2 separate regions of the Mus musculus genome follow, and region 1 is linked to region 2. The links are chromatin loops, found by intact Hi-C in ENCODE. Cell type or tissue: gastrocnemius. All regions are shown on one strand. Links, peaks and the distances in the headings refer to the core of each region. The heading gives the core; the rest is flanking DNA. Region 1 has its middle 88 kb from the start of Gm39235. Region 2 has its middle 4.9 kb from the start of 4932416K20Rik.

Region 1 (8,336 bases), core at 220-8,219, 980 kb before region 2:
TCTTTGTGTGTGTGTGTGTGTGTGTGTGTGTGTGTGTGTGTGGAGAGAGAGAGAGAGAGAGAGAGAGAGAGAGAGAGAGAGAGAATTTAATTGACTGATCCAAGTAGCCCAGCCTAGCCTTGAACTTGCTATGTAGCCTCTTACATTCCTGATCCTACTGACTCCCTCAGCTGCCAAGTGCTGAGAGCACAAGTATACACCACCAAGCCTGATGGTTGGGGGGGGGCATTATTTTATATCTGTTTTCATATATACATCTTGTTTCTCTCCACCCCAACTACTTCCAGAGCCTCCCCACCTCCCTACCCACCAAACTTTATGATCTTTCTCTCTTTCAAAACAAAAGCCAAGAAACAAAAGACCCCACAAAAAACCCACAAAAATGAAAATCAAAACAATCGAGCCAGACTTAAAAAAAAAAAATCCAAGCAAAGCAAAACAGAACAAAAAGGACAGACACACACACACACACACACACACACACACACCAAACCATTGAGTTTGTTTATTTGTTGGCCAAGTAACTAGTCCTGGGCATGGTGGCTGCCCTAGGAGTGAGATTTATATACCCAGTGAGACTCCATTGGAACTGTTCATCCCTTTGCCAGTTTGTATCAATTACAGATGATTTCATTATTAGGGGTAGGAGCTTGTGTCTACTTCCACTTCTCAGTGCTGGAACCCTATCTGGCTTGAATTTGTGCAAATCTGGGGTGTGCTGCCACAGTCTCTGTGAGGCCCTATGTGTATCAGTGCTGTTGTGTTGGGAAGACAACATTCTGTTGACGTAACATCACCTCTGGCTCCTACAGTCTTCCCATCTCTTCTTCCCCTAAGGTTCCTACTAATCCTGATTCTATTTTTCGCTTTTAACCTAATAAATTCTGAGTCTTCCTTTAATATGTTGTCCTTCTATTCCCAGAGTCCATTTGCTTGATTGTTTGCCCTCTAACTTACTCGGGTGAATGCATTATTGTCAAGTCTTTCCATCTCCCAATGAAAGCATTTAAAATTACAAACCTACTCTGGGTACCATTTTTTTGACACATCCAAAAAAATATTCCTGTCATTCTATTCATTTTAAATTGTCTTGCAATTTCATCTTAATTCTTTTGTCATTGAAGAATAAATTTTAATATTTAACATTTTTATATTGAATAAAGATTCAGTCTTTCTTCTGTGGTTCAAACATTTATGTTTGTTGCCCATAAACTAAGGATTATTTAGCTTTATTCAGCTAGAACTATGAGCAGGTAAAATATACCTCTCTTGATTCTGGTCACCCAAAAGCTTTGGGTACCAGTGGTCTAGCAACTGGTACCTAATGCAGGCTCTCCTTAGCTACCTGTGGTGGCTGCTCAATGGACAGGGTCTCTTAAGAGCTCTTCCAGAAGCTAGAACCAATCACTTTTGGGCTTCTCCCTTTGCAGCTCATGGCATTCGATGGCCTCGTGACTTTCAGTATTCTGTCATCTTGTCAGTACTTGCCTTGACTGGGTCCCAGGCTTCAGCAGCAGAGTCCCAGTGCACAGAGGCTTGGTAGGTTGCCAGAGTCTTCCAAGGAGAGTAGCAGGAAGTCTGCTTATTAGCCACTCAGAATGTACCCGGCCTTGTATTTGACAGTGGTGATGGAGCTCTGCAAGATGGGGAGGTGGCTGTCCAGAGCAGCCATTGGCTCTTAGCAGAGTATCTGACATGGTGGCGACTGACACAGGGCTTCCCACTTCAATGACTACTGGAGCAGTGTCTTCCAGAATAGAACCGGAAGCAGAAGCTTTTGATGAATCCAGGACAGCGGTGGCAATTTCTATGTATAACCTGAATTCTCCACTGGGCATCAACAGTGAGACTGGAGTCTCCCCGAGGATGTGCACGAAGCATTGAGAGCAGCCCCCGGGTTGTGATGCTAACAGCCTGAATCACAGACGCTGATGATTGACAGCTTTGTGGCTCTAACAAAGCCTTCAAGACTGAGAGGATCAGAGAGAAGACAACAGCTGTTTCCACTCTGTCCTTAGTCGCTTCCGGAACCCCGGGTAGTTACTAGTTCTGGTTCTGACCAAGACATGTCCCAGCTGCCAGTGGGTGCAGAGAGGGTCAGACATCTGACATCACAGCAGCAGCAGCAGCAAAATAGACAGCTTAAGTCATTTGTGGGGAAAGAAAAAAAAATGAAAATGTTTTTATAAGGCTAGTGTAACGGGACATTCCTATGACCCCAGCATTTCTGAAGCTGAGACAGGGAGACTGGGAGTTTGAGTCAAGACAGGGCCCTATAACAAGATCTTGTCAGAAAAGTATCCTCGACAATCTAATACAAAATTAGCATTCTATCTCTAGCAAAATTTAACAACACTCAACCCAACTGAAGAGCCTTTGGGAGCCTCGGGGCCTCCTAAGCTTTTGGTGAGAGACCAAGTCTCACAGGTTGGATCTATAGACCAAAGGGTCTGTGTGAAAGACCAGATCTCCACCCTGGTGATCCTAGGAGGTAGATGGCCCTTTAAAAGGCGGTGCCTTGTGGGAGCACTTCAGGTCATTGGGGATATGTGCATGTTTTTAAAAGGCATGTTGGGCCCCTAGTGGCTTCTCCTGTTTCACCTCCTGAGGAAGTAGCTTTACTCCACTACACACAAGCATCGACTTACACCAAAGCAACCAGTGATGAATTCCTCCTCTGAAACGGGCTCCAAAACACCCTTTTGTCTTTGCGAGTTTACGCCTTAGGAATTCTTTCATGACGATGGCAAGCTTGAGGTGATTTTAGCATAATTTCTATTTTTACTCACTTGAATGTCTTGCTTTTTAAAACTTGTTCAGATTCTCATTGTGTTTTAATCAACAGGTAAATTTTGAAACTATTTCACACATTTAAAAATACTGAGTAGCCTCTCTTATCCTGAATTTCTAAACTTTTATACAAAACTCCTCTCTGTATCTATTCTATATTTTGTAAACTGTATAATTTAAATGCATGCTTCTCTTTTAAAACTGATGCACTGAGTTATTAAAATTTCTATGTTAAAGCTTTTCAGTTTTACTTTTATTTATTTATTTATTTATTTATTTATTTATTTATTTAGGCATGGTCTCACGTAGCCCAGTATGGCCTCAGACTCACTATGTAGCCAAGGCTGGTCTTGAATTCCCTACCCTCTTATGTTATCTTCCAAAAAGACCAAGAAAGAACAAACCACGCCCCCCCCCCCACACACACACAGGTTAACCTATGAGTCTATGCATGAATTCTGAGAAATAGATGATCATAGAGCAGTGTGGTTGGAGAAAGAGCATGACATCCTGGTAACTAACAGTGAAAACTTCGGGAAACCTGCTTGTTGAGCTTGTAACTCCATTTACCACGTTTTCAGAAATGGGCATTCCTTTCCTGCAAGCATAGGGTGGATTCACCTCAAGCAAGGGTCTTCTTTTAACAGAGAGAAAAATCAGAGACTTCTTTTTAGGTTTTATGGCTTGCACCATCTAGGAAAAAGGCAAAGAGGGCACCTTCACTGCTTCTCTGTCTCCTCACGTCACACGGCCATGCTGTGTGGTGCTGAGTTCTGGAGCCCCATCATCATGTGCACAAGGACAGAGAGGGTAGGATAGACAGACAGAGAGGTGCTGAGGGCTGAGGTGCAAGCACTCATCCCGTGTGTGGCAAAGCACTCAAGGATGTGTCCTCTGAGATATCAGAGGGATGAGGTTCTGGAAAAGTCCATAGCAAAGTCACAGGCCATGGAGGAACAGAAGCGTGGTGGGGTTCGAGCTGAGCACTCTTGGATCTGTATGCCACTGATGTATCATGATGATGCTTGATTGTTTTTGATGCCCAGGCTGCAGTATGTCATCAGGGCCAGCAAAGCAAAGCCTCAGGTCTCGCTGCTGCCATTTCTGAATGTTTTCTCTCTTTATATCAGAAGGGTTTAGACCATAAAACCTGGCATTCCTTTTAATACAGAACATCCGTCTCGCCCAAGTGGAGTGTATAAAATCTGGTAATGAGGTACGATAAATCTACTTTCTGTGAAGATCTGGGGTCCATAATCCCACGTTTAATTAACATGCCTGAGACAGCACAGAGCCACTTGGTTTCAGCCCAGTTCTCCCTCGAGTGCACACCATCGCTCACCTGCTCCCTGCTGGCACACCTAGAGCTGTCCAAAAGCATATGCTGGAACAGAACTGGCTCAGACAGAGCCCCGAGACTGGGAACAGCATCCCTCTCTCTACTCTTGGCTTTGAGCTGCTAAAACATTATTAGCTCTCAGCCTCAAGACTGCGCAGCAGAACGCTAGGAAAGATATTCAGAACCTGCCTGAACCCAGATCAGGATTAGGGTGATTCCCTGGGGCTCTCAGTACTGAAGAAACCTAACCCAGCACCTTCCAGGGAATGAAAGGCGGAGTTCAAGAAAGGAAAGCCAGAACCTTCCATGGGTGGCTGAACACCAGCCATCAGCCCTAGACTTTCCTGACTTCTCTCTCCCTCTCCCCCTTCCCCCTCCTCCCTCCACCTCCTCCTCCTTCTCTTCTTCTTCTTCTTCTTCTTCTTCTTCTTCTTCTTCTTCTTCTTCTTCCTCTCTCTCTCTCTCTCTCTCTCTCTCTCTCTCTCTCTCTCTCTCTCTCTCTCTCTCTCTTGTTCCCTTGCTCGCTCGCTCGCTCTTTTTTCCATAAGACCATTTCCCCTTGAAGATAGCCCATCATTGACGGACTATCTCCAATGTGCACTGCATATCCCAGCAGTATAACTCAGGGGGTAGGATGGGAGTCAGCTGTCAGCCAAAGGACCAGTCTTACAAAAGTTGGCCATGCAGGGAGGTAAGAGAGGACAGAAAGGCAGCAGAGTGTGGAAGGCACAGCAGAGCCAGCGAGCCATGTTGTACATCCTACCTCTTCCAAGACAGTGGTGAGTCTCTCTAGCTCTGTGCACTAGAAAGACAAGTGAGGTTGAGGATGGAGGTTTGGGTTCCGGTGTTTACTATTCTGTGTTAAGCTGAATAGCACTTGGATTTTGTTTGGTTATTGTTGTGGTTTTGTTGTTGTTGTTGTTCTTTGGTGTAGTTTGTTTTATAAAGTGTGTCCCAGTCCCTACTATGAATTTGATCTGGGCTTAACTATACTTTCCCCAGATCCAAGAGCACATATTATTTTCCATAATCATCTATTAAGGAGGACGGAAATAGTAATTCATCCTTGGTGTCCCATCATCACAGAGAAGAGCACACAGAGTGTAGGCCGCCAGTGGTCTGCCCAGCAGCACCAGTGCGGAGTGAGCCCAGCCTGACAGGCTGAGGCCTGGACATCTGAACAGTCACCTCCTCAAACGGACATGTTGAGATCCCAACTTCAAGACGACAGTATAAGAGACTGGCCAGGTCCTGGGAGAATGCCCAGGAAGGACCCTGGGGCCTGTAATAGCAGTCTTGATTGTTCTTCTGACAGAGTTGAGAGTCACCTAAGTGACAAATCTCTGGGCATGTGTGAGGAGCATTTCCAGAGAGATTAACTGAGGTATGAAGGAACCTCCAAAGTGCATGACGCCATTCTACTGGTCCAGGATCGAATAAGAAGAAAGCGATTGAAGCTCCAGCATTCATGACTCTCTGCTTCCTGGCTGGACACGTGATCAGCTGCCTCTATTTCCTGTGGCCATGAATCCCCCCACCATGATGGGCTAGACCCTTCCACTGTGAGCCAGAATACAACCTTCCTTCCAAAGTAGATTTTTGGTCAGGGATTTTGTCGTACCGAGGAGAAAAGTAACGACGTCTCTGGGAAATCGGTCCCAGAGATGTCCCTTGCTGCTTCTACCATACCTGAACCACCTTAGGACTCTGAACTAGGAAACAGTCCTCAGCTGACCCCAGCCACTGCTAGGTCCTCCTACTGAGGACCTATGCTCAGGATCATGAGCCTGCAGACTCAGCACTGAAGGAATGAGAATCTGCTGTCCCCAAGTTGCCTGGCCTGTGGTATTTTGATACAGCAGCCCAGTACAAAGTCAGTATTCACCTCTTAGGAGGAACAAAGGCCTTGGAGCTCCCACTGCCAAGTTCCCCTAACTTCTCTGGGCTTCTGTTTCTCCTTCTCACTCTATGCTGTATTTTTATTAGAACCGATGAACAGGCCAGCACATCAGCTCAGAGCTAGGCAGGAAGCTTGCCCACTTTGCCAGCCCCTCCTGGTGTCCATTTTTTTTTCAAACATCGAATATTAGAAAATCTTTGTCCTTTGTCCTAGTTTTGTAAGCAAGCCAGTAAGGACCCACACTGTTGATGACTTGGGTAGGTCCTAGTCTTGGTTCTGATATCTACTGGACATCAGCTTCCTGGTCTTTGGGTTGTGGTTCCACCCCTTCTGAAACGGCAGCTGTCTATCTCTTATCGGGGAAGCTTTTGCGGGGATAGCAACCTACCTGTCAGTACATGAGAGGCACAGTAGTTCTGGGTTGCTGTAGAGATGAGGACCACTGACCATCAACTGTTAATCTTGACTGCCAGCTAGAACTAAATATCTAAGTGTGTCTGTGGAGAAGTTTCTAGGCTGGTTAAATGAGAAGCCCCATTCCATGAGCTGGGATCTCCTAAAAAGCAGGGGTGGGAGGGGGCTGGGGCAAAGGCGACTAAGCAACAGCATTCAGTACTCTCTGCTCCCTGACTGGGGATACAATGCAGGGAGCTGCCACAAGCTCCTGCCATCTTGACTTTCTCACCTAGGACTGCAGACCCAACTAAGTTGCTCCTCCTTTAAGTTGGTTTCGTCAAGTATTCTGTCACAGAAGGAGATAAAGCCACTAATACACCCAAGCACAAATGTATCGAATAACAGGAAGGCACCCGAAGCAGCCAGGCATGGACTTCCCAAATGACTCTGAGGGAGTCTTAGTACTCCCTCGGAGTACTATGTACTCATAGTCTATAGTACTCATCTATAGAACAGGTGAGCTCCTTCCTAATCAGAAACTAAACTTGATGGGAAGAGCCCAGGCTGGGTGTTGTCGTGTTTTATCTTAAAGCATGCAGGAACTGCCTTAGCTCCTCCAGTCAGGGTAAGAATAGCCGCTCAAGACGAGTCTGAGCTACCCACCCTGCTCCACGTCCTTCAAGGAGAACCAACCCAATCTGTGTCTCAACTCTTTGGTCCCAACTTCAAATAAGTAGGGATGTTTCTGTGGCTTCCTCGCAAATAGCTTGTAGTCTCAGATCAGAACGGAACGGAATGGATGCTCTGAGGCATGCTGGGAGTTCTGCCAGTTTGGAGGAGGGGTAGATAATTAAGGAAATCATGGTGAATTAAGCTTTCTGCAATGAAGCGCAAACATCTTTTCACAAACAGCGGCACCCTGTTAGCTTATGTTTTGCCAGAGAGAGAGGCAGGGTCTATCCACCGGGGTTTTCAGCCTGGTAAAACACATCTGGCTAGGAAGCCAAATATTTAAGGGTCATTAAAATCCCAGACTCCCTTTGCCAAGAACTTTTCTCCTTTGTTATTCAAGTGCAGAGCAGTTATGGAAAATGCATCCCATATGGTTTGTGAGGCATTCCTATTTACTCCACCAAACCGCGGCTTTGAAAGAGCTTTTTGATGTCAAAGATGCGTTCAGATTTTATAGACTTTTCCAGTACAGCTTTTAAGGCATCTCCCTTTGAACCCGAAATATTTGCCAAGAGTAAACAGAACCAAAAACCACAAGGGGTCAAGAGCTTTGTTGCAAACTAAGACCTCAGCTTTATCTAGAGCTTCCAGAGGTTTGAGGCCCCACCCCCAAAAAAAGCTTCACAAAAGATCATGTTTCCTGCATAAGTTACATGAAAATAAATACTCTAATGTATTCCTATTTTATTAATAACGTAACACCCTCACCCACCACCTCCCACCAAGAAGCAAGGATGGAAGATAGTCACACACTTAAACTATTAACAGAACTTTGGAAAGTTGGAAAAAAAATAAAAATGTCTCCAAGTCAAAAAGCAGAGTGTATTTATAAATTCTTTTTCAGTGAGGGTTTCTCCACTGTAATGGGCAAAGCAAACAGGCACAGACCTCGGAAGAGCTTGAAGATCCTGGAGCACACAGACCTTCCAGGGCTCTCAGAACAGAGAGAGTGTTTGAGAATAGTTCCTTTTGATAGATGGGGAAACTGAGGACCAGATCCCTGCATTGGCCAACAGCGGAATCCAGGACTTGGAGCTCCCAACCAGTCTTCTTTCCTCTCTTCCTCTTCCCATTCTCGCCCTTCTCCCACTCAGCTTCTGTGACCTTAGGGGCATCCTCCAACACATGTCTCCTCTGTCCCTTAAGTTCTTTCTCCACTCAGGGAGACAGTGCCTTCTT
Region 2 (8,336 bases), core at 87-8,086:
GACTTCCTGTCTTCCATTTTCACCAGGTGTCTGCAGACTGATATAATGAATTTAGAGGGTGTGAAGGAGATGAAACAGAACACGCTTCCCATCCCTATGTCTGAGAACTGATTGTATATCAACATCTACACATCAGATCATGCGCATGAGAAGACCCAGGGACTACAGAGTTCTCAGGACAGGACTTGTCTGAATGTTAGGCTATGGGTTTTGGGGGAAGAGGTCATTTCTTTAATTCTGAGCTCCACTATAGTTTAGACCCTGATTACCAGTCTCAACTTCTTAGGTTCAAGAAGGTTCAATGGTGAGCTGACTAAACCCCTGTGCATGTGACTCAGAATCCTGGTAATCTAAGAGCTAAGAGGATCTAGGTCTTCGATTAAACCAAGACCCACTCGAAGTTGTGCACGAGGGCTAAAATACTGACATCACATGAATTTCTAGCTGAAAGTTATTTGTTCTGCCAGTAGGATCTGATGGCCATTCTGATCAGCAATAAGGAAAGCCAGGAAGACACTCCTTTTTTTGTCCTACTTTGACAGGTCTGAGGGTACCCATGGCTTTAATTTAGATTGAGAGTCATTAATCCATGCTGAGATTTCCTTTTGGGGAAGCTGGAATGGAAATATGCTCGCAGGCCTAAAGCACCCCATCTGTGGCTCGCATCCTGAGATCCTGAGGAGATCTGTTTGTAGGTCAACCTGCACAGAGCAAAGCAGTTGATAATGGAGTGGGCAACTAGATGAGCTTGGGCTGTGTGTGGGCCTCCTGGCATCTGAGTTGTTGTCTCCAGGTGAAGGTATGGATCCATGGTGGTGGACTGGTTGTAGGATCTGCTTCCATGAATGACGGATCCACACTGGCAGCCACTGAGGAAATAGTAATTGTCGCCATCCAGTATCGCTTGGGGATCCTTAGCTTTTTCAGGTAAGCCTGGGACTGGCTGGGTAATGTGGCTGAGTAGATCATGGGCAGCCCTGTAGCTCTTCTTCCTGCTACTTCCAAGCACTAGAGACCAGGATGCCAAGGCAACATGGGTTACGTAGATATTTTTCTACAAGGAATGTTAGCTCCTTGGGGAAGGGGATAACCCATTAGATTGAAGTAGAGACTTGGATGCATACTGGATTCTGAGTGGTGAGGGAAGAGGGTATAAACTAGGTCTATGGTTTAGCATTGGACTACAGTTGCTAGAGTAGGGCCTGAGTTGGAACATGCATGAAGTGGCTAGGTATCATACTCTTGTCCTCCTTCCGTCTGTTGTTCATCTCACTGAGAAGGAGGAGCTGCTGAACAAAAGGGTGATAAAGTACTGAGCCAACTTTGCCAGACATGGGTGAGATTTCATCCCTCTCTTAACCTCTTTATGGTCAAGTTTCCATCTAGGGACCCAATGTTGGTGTGTTCCATTAGCATGCATGTGTCCTTAATTACATGATAGTCTTCAACTCAGGGCACACACAGGCAGATAACTTCTAGCTTTCAGTTACAGTTATCCCACAGAAACGGAGTGGGTGAGTCACACTTTTGTGGTGGGTGAGTCACACTTTTGTGGTAGCATTCTTTAGATTTTGCATTTGAGAGGGAGACACAAAATTAACCAAATTCCTTGCTTCACATGGAGTAGACACTGGTAGTGACACTTGTATGTATATTAGTACATTAGGTTATCTGATCCCTCAGTCCCTTGGTCATCTCATCTATGGCCCTAACCAAATTAGAGGGTCAGGCTTTGTGTCAGAGAGACCTTCACTCTTCCCTGCTGGGTGGCATATCCACAGGAACCCCAACAGTGAGAGTCTACCCTACTGGCCTGTGATGGACCATGATGAGCAGTATCTGCATCTGAACACCCAGCATGCTGTGGGTCGAGCACTGAAGGCCAGAAGGCTGCAGTTCTGGACCAAGACTCTGCCCCCAGAAGATCCAGGAGCTCAAGGGTTCTCAGGACAAGCATGCAGAGCCGTATCGTCCTGTGTCAGGAAAGGTGTGTGAGATTAAAAGCAGATGGTGTAATTCTGAGGTTACAAAGTCCATTTATTTATTTTTATTTGTTCCAACACTTATGTAAGCCTTTCTAATATCAGCATTTGCCCTTTCAGACATGTATGAAGAACAGTCTGTGTTATTTCTTATAATTCTGAGCAAACTTTCATTAGAGTCAATAATAGCTATTATAATAGTGTAGATATGAGCCCCAATGTACCCCCATCTTTTTTAACCCTTCACTGAGACTAGGCTCTTCATTCCTTCCTTCCTTCCTTTTTTTTCCTTTCTTCCTTCCTTCTTTCCTTTCATTATCTTCTCCCCATCCTCACTCTCCTCTTCGACAAGTCCCAGACCTTCTTGAAATGAAATGGGTGCTTCAGGGACTGTTGACTGCAGGAAATAGGTGGTATCAAATCCTGTATCCTCTCTCAGCATATTTATGATTACCATTAGAAAATCTGCTTTCTCTAAGTCCCTTTGCCTTAAGAATGCTGTTTCTAAAAGATCATAAACTACAAATTGGACTCATAGTGTACTGGCTAGTTTTGTGTCAACTTGACACAGCTGTAGTAATCACAGAGAAAGGAGCTTCAGTTGAGGAAATGCCTCCATGAGATCCAACTGTAAGGCATTTTCTCAATTAGTGATCAAGGGGGAAAGGCCCCTTGTGGGTGGGACCATCTCTGGGCTGGTAGTCTTGGGTTCTATAAGAAAGCAGGCTGAGCAAGCCAGGTGAGGCAAGCCAGTAAAGAACATCCCTCCATGGCCTCTGCATCAGCTCCTGCTTCCTGACCTGCTTGAGTTCCAGTCCTGACTTCCTTGGTGATGAACTGCAGTATGGAAGTGTAAGCCGAATAAACCCTTTCCTCCCCAACTTGCTTCTTGGTCATGATGTTTGTGCAGGAATAGAAACCCTGACTAAGACACATAGTATCTGTGGCCTCAGATGGGTGGAGGCTGAAATAGAAGGATTACATAAGTCTCCGGGCAAGCTAACAAGTCCCACATCTCTGAAACACACAAACAAAAAGAAAATTGTAACTTCAGTAACTTACAAATAGTAACAAACGTACAGTCTTATAAATTGTAAAATTTGGGGTCAAGATGTTCTCAGGGAAACCAGACTCAAGGATTACTGCTTGTGCCCTCTCCTGGTAGGATGTGTAAACAAGGCAGTTACAAGGATAATATTAAGTCCCTGCTGACTTGAACTGGGGGCAGGGAAGATCTTCCTGTCAGTGAGACTGACCATGTAGGATGCTTCCATTCTATATGTACAGCATTGATTTAAGTTCCCACTGCCAGCATGCCTCTGCTCATCATCTCTGGATAGACACACTAAGCTGGGTGTCAGTTAGATTTGAGACTGTTAATAATTATCTCATTTTTGATAGTTTGAGCGTGGATTGTTTTTATGGCACTATGGATTGATCTTAGGACTTGTGCATGTTGGGCAATGGTTCCACCCATGAACTACACCCTCAGACCACTGTGGGCTGTTTAAATGAAATTAAATTAATCTCTTTTAGGTGTCTGTTTTAGTAAGTCTGGGAAAATTCTCAAGGCGTGCAACTGTCATCAGATCAGATTTACAACATTCCCCCCTTGCTTCCCATCAGCCTTCCCTTGGGTCCTTTTCTGCCATCCACTGCCTTTAATCCCATTTCAAAGAAAACATGACATTGCTTTATCTTACTATACTGGGACTTGTCTCTAATCCAAAATAAATAAAATGTTTTGTGACTGGTTAGGTCACTTCACATAATGTGTTTGTTTCCTTTTATTGTTGAATGACATCCATGTGTGCACACAACACATTCTATCCACTCACCAGACTATGCACAATTGTTGCCCTTGTTTATTACCTCTGTTTTTGGAGACATGGTTTCTATGTAGCCCAGGAGTGCCCTGAACACATGATCTCACTGCCTTAGCAGTGTGGATTACAGGGTTATAGGGACACCCATCCTATGTTTGAGTTTTAATAAGTTGTATGGATATCCTCACACATTATTTTATGTGATCTCATGTATTACATTTTTGAATTTCCAATCTAGAGCAGAATTCCTATGTCATGAGACACCTGTTAAACATTTAAAGAAGTTGTAAGACCAGGGATATAGCAGTAGTAGACAGCTTGCCCTGCATGTACAAAGCCCTAGGCACCATAAAAAATAAAAAAAAAAAAGAAAGAAAAACCAGCTCAGATGATGTAGGCTTATAATCCCAGCTACTCAGAGAGCTACTGTAGCCAGGGATCACAAGTTAAGGTCAGCCTGAACTATACAGCAAAACTCCAGGCAAAACTGGAAAAATTACTTGTGGTCTATCCCCACATAAAAAGTTCCAAAAATGGCCTATAGGTGGCAATGGTTCTGCCTTTAATCCAGCACCCAGGTGGATCTCTAACCAAACCAGCTCAGTCAACAGGGTCTCAAGCAAGGGAGTGAGGGTTGAAAAAGGGAAAGTTAGACAAAATTATAACCTGACTGCAGCCCGTACTGAAGCTGAAACAGCTTCATGTCTCTCCAGCCTGCTTTTATATCATTCTAGGTATAGCCAAAAGCCATGGTCAGTTCTTAGATCAAAGACAAAGTAAAGCAAAGTGGGAAACAAGGAGATTATACAAGAAAGCAATCAAGCAGAGGCGTAAGCAAAAGGATCACACAGGCAATGATTAAGGAAAGTAGTAAGGGAGGGGATCACACAAGGAAGTAATGCAGCTAAGAAGTAAACAAAGCCCCATGGTCCCTGTTTCTGACATTCTTATCTGAGTCTACTTCCTTGTCTAACCCCAGTGACAAATGCCAAATTCCTAGAAGCAGCACCAAAAGCTCTCAACAGATCTCTGAGTTGCAGGCCAGCCTGGTCTGCAGAGGGAGTTCCAAGACAGCCAGGGCTACACAGAGAAACCCTGTCTTGACAAAAACAAAAGCAAAAACAAAACAGTACCGAAAAAAAAAATCATAAACATCTAACTAGACTTAGAGTGTTACTAAGATGGGGGAGGAGGAGAAAGAAGGAAGAAGAAAAAGAAGAGGAAGGGAGAGGAGGATGGGGATGGAGCAGGGGGAGGAGCAGGGGGAGGAGGAGGGAGAAGAGTGTGGAGGAGGGGAGGAAAGGGAGAGAAGAAGAAGAAGAAGAAGAAGAAGAAGAAGAAGAGGAGGAGGAGGAGGAGGAGGAGGAGGAGGAGGAGGAGGAGGAGGAGGAGGAGGACAGAAGGAGAAATGGAGTTGGTAGGAAAATGTGGTGGTGTGGTTGGGGGTCTTGAGAGTGAGGGGAGTAGGGTGCACTGTGTTAGTTTATGAAATTACCAAAGGGGAAACCGCCAAGGATCTGGGCACAAAGCTCAGGGGTGGAGGACTTACCTGGCACATGAGAGACCATACATCCAATTCTCTGTGTCCTCTTCAGAAGCTCTGGGGTAACTGCCTACATTGGAGCTCATTGAGTGTCCAATCTCCACATCCATTTCTTACCAACAACCAAGCTTTTTCATGTCTACCGATGATTTATAACACATTTGATAAGCTGCAGGCCTGCTGCCTCCATCAGCTCAAGCTGCCATAAGAAAAAGAGCATAAGCTGTCAGCTAGTTCAGTCATGAGATGGATATCCATGGTTCAGCACCTTGGAAGACAGAAGCAGGAGGGTTTCGTGAGCTCAAGAGCTAGCGGACTGATTATATGTATGTATGTATGTATGTATGTATGTGTATATATATATATATATATATATGAATGAATCATTACATGTGTGGCTTATAAACAATACAAATGTGTTTATAGTTGTGGAAATCACGAAGCTCAAGGTTGAGATACCAGCATATGTGCTATGTGATGAGGGCTAGCTCTCTTTGCTAAAGATGCAAAGTTGAACTTTGTGTCTTCGACTGGGCAGACAGGATAAATAATGGTGTTCAAGATCTGGACACATTGTGTTCATGTGCGAAACTATCAAAGGATAAATAAAACCCCAAGGTTCTTGGAATACAGCTCAGTGGTAGAGCACTTATCTAGAGCATGAAGACCCTAGATACAGTTCTCTGTAGTGACTTTCCAGATCTCCTGAAACAATTCTTAAAGAAGAAATTCATACTAACGTCCCATTGGAGAAGAGGTTTCACCATAGGCATGTGATACACCAACTTTCAGATCATAGCACTTAGAGGTCTCCGTATCAGTCACCAAGGTTGTGAACAATGGAAAACAACTCTATCTATTGTGTTTGGAAATCAAATGTCATCTATGATTGATATTTAAAACAATCTATTGTCAGTCCCGAGATGTAAAGTAGTATAAGTTTTATTAGAAATATGTCTGGGTATCTGTTAGCTTTTTGAGCCGGAGGCAGTGTGTGTGAGTGTGTATATCTATGCATGTGGGTGTCTATGTATGTGTATTTGTGTATGCTTATTATGTGGATGGATCTGGAGGATATCATCCTGAGTGAAGTAACCCAATCACAAAAGAACACACATGATATGGACTCACTGATAAGTGGATATTAGCCCAGAAACTCAGAATACCCAAGATACAATTTGCAAAACACATGAAATTCAAGAAGAAGGAAGACCAAAGTGTGGATACTTCGGTCTTCTTAGAAGAGGGAACAAAATTCCCATGGAAGGAGTTACAAAGTATAGAGCTGAGACTGAAGGAAGGACCATCCAGAGACTGCCCCACCCTGGAATCCATCCCATAAACAACCATCAAACCCAGACACTATTGCAGATGACATCCAAATTTTGCTGACAGGACCCTGATATAGCTGTCTCCTGTGAGCCTCTGCCAGTTCCTGGCAAATACAGAAGTGGAAGCTCACAGTCATCTATTGGATGGAACACAGAACCCCAATGAAGGAGCTAGAGAAAGTACTCAAGGAGCTGAAGGGGTCTGCAGCCCTATAGGAGGAACAACAATATGAACTAACCAGTAACCCCAGAACTCCCTGGGACTAAACCACCAATCAAAGAAAACACATAGTGGGACTCATGTCTCTATTTGCATATGTAGCAGAGGATGGCCTAGTCGGCCATCAATGGGAAGAGAGGCCCTTGGTCCTATAAAGGCTCTATGCCCCAGAATAGGTGAATGCCAGTGCCAGGAAGCAGGAGTTATATGTAAGTACACTATAGCTGTCTTCAGACACTCCAGAAGAGAGCATCAGATTTCGTTATGGATGGTTGTGAGCCACCATGTGGTTGCTGGGATTTGAACTCAGGACCTTTGGAAGAGCAGTCCGCACTCTTAACCACTGAGCCATCTCACCAGCCCCCAAAGAACCATTCTTGATAAGATATTGGCACAGCGAGTTAAGCAATATGGAAGAAACAACATGGAAAGACAGCACAGCAGAATGCCAAGGGAGGAAAACGTGCTTTCTCTTTAATTTCCATCAGCATATTTGCTATACTGTATTGACAGAGGAAATGTAAGCTGCAAAAACTGTATTTGGTAATGAGTAATAATATTCTTTTGGAAAACTCTTAACTGGTCCTAAAGGACACATTTGACCTTAATAATAGGTATCTAAACAAATCAACGAACATCCTATTTCTTGCTGAGGCCTTTGTTTAGAAATCCCGTTGATTCTGTCTCCTACTGCACTGAAATCTGAGTACAATAGGCCAAGGAAATTCAGGTGTGTACAGATTGGGCAGAGAAACAGGGATTGCTCCCATGTAACCCGAGTCTCTTCAGAGAAAACACAGAGGCCTCTGCAGCCACAATTATCCCAATGAGTGGTTAAGGTTTCCAGGGCCAGAGCAGCAGTGCTCCTGCATGCTAGCAGGGAACAGTGAGAAAGTGTGACCTTAACACCATTCAGGGTCTACCGTGTGTCTGAGAATAAACCTGCTGAAAGACATGTTCAGCCTCATGGCAAGATTATGAAATCCGGCTAATGGATATCAAAGGAAAACTTAAATGAGTCGGGAAATATGCCGTATTCCCAGGTGTGAAATTATTACCACAGAGATGGCAGTTCAATTTGGATTTAAGCTCTGAATCTACAAATGGCATTTCAAGTGAACAGGGGACTGTCTATGGAACTTTACAAGGTGATATTAAAATTTAAAACTTCACAACCAATCAAAGTCCTGAGAATGAGTGATAGTTTAATACCCGGTTACAAACGAGACATCTATGTCACCCTTTCCAAGGCTCAGGGGACATCTCAGAGAGAAGTGTGAGCATCCAGAGGAAGGAGAAAGAGCTTAGTGGAAGGCTGACATCTGCCTTGGTTGCTAAGCTCTTGAACACTAGACAGCTCTGATTACCTATATCAGAGAAGGGACCCACCACGTGCTGAGCCTGCTTTCTGGAGAATGACTTTCACTGCCTCAT

The links. Hi-C counts contacts between places; a loop is a spot of excess contacts. Peaks named below come from ENCODE experiments on the same cell type or tissue, not always from the same donor. Only the 100,000 strongest peaks of a DNase experiment are listed, where the experiment ranks them.
Region 1: a loop joins it to region 2, with 12 times the contacts of the local background. A loop is called at or near these places in 7 of 42 quality-filtered maps.

The regions. Positions count from the first base shown.
Region 1 is chr8:103,806,786-103,815,121 of GRCm38, forward strand. No RefSeq gene overlaps it. Among named protein-coding and RNA genes, the nearest start is that of Gm39235, 88 kb to the left of the region's middle. In gastrocnemius, for the core only: no CTCF peak of the experiment used is centred there; DNase peaks (open chromatin) are centred at 4,160 and 7,252; H3K27ac peaks cover 608 bases.
Region 2 is chr8:104,785,729-104,794,064 of GRCm38, forward strand. It overlaps the pseudogene Gm6831. Among named protein-coding and RNA genes, the nearest start is that of 4932416K20Rik, 4.9 kb to the right of the region's middle. In gastrocnemius, for the core only: CTCF peaks have their summits at 3,147 (motif pointing left) and 4,346 (motif pointing right); a DNase peak (open chromatin) is centred at 4,365.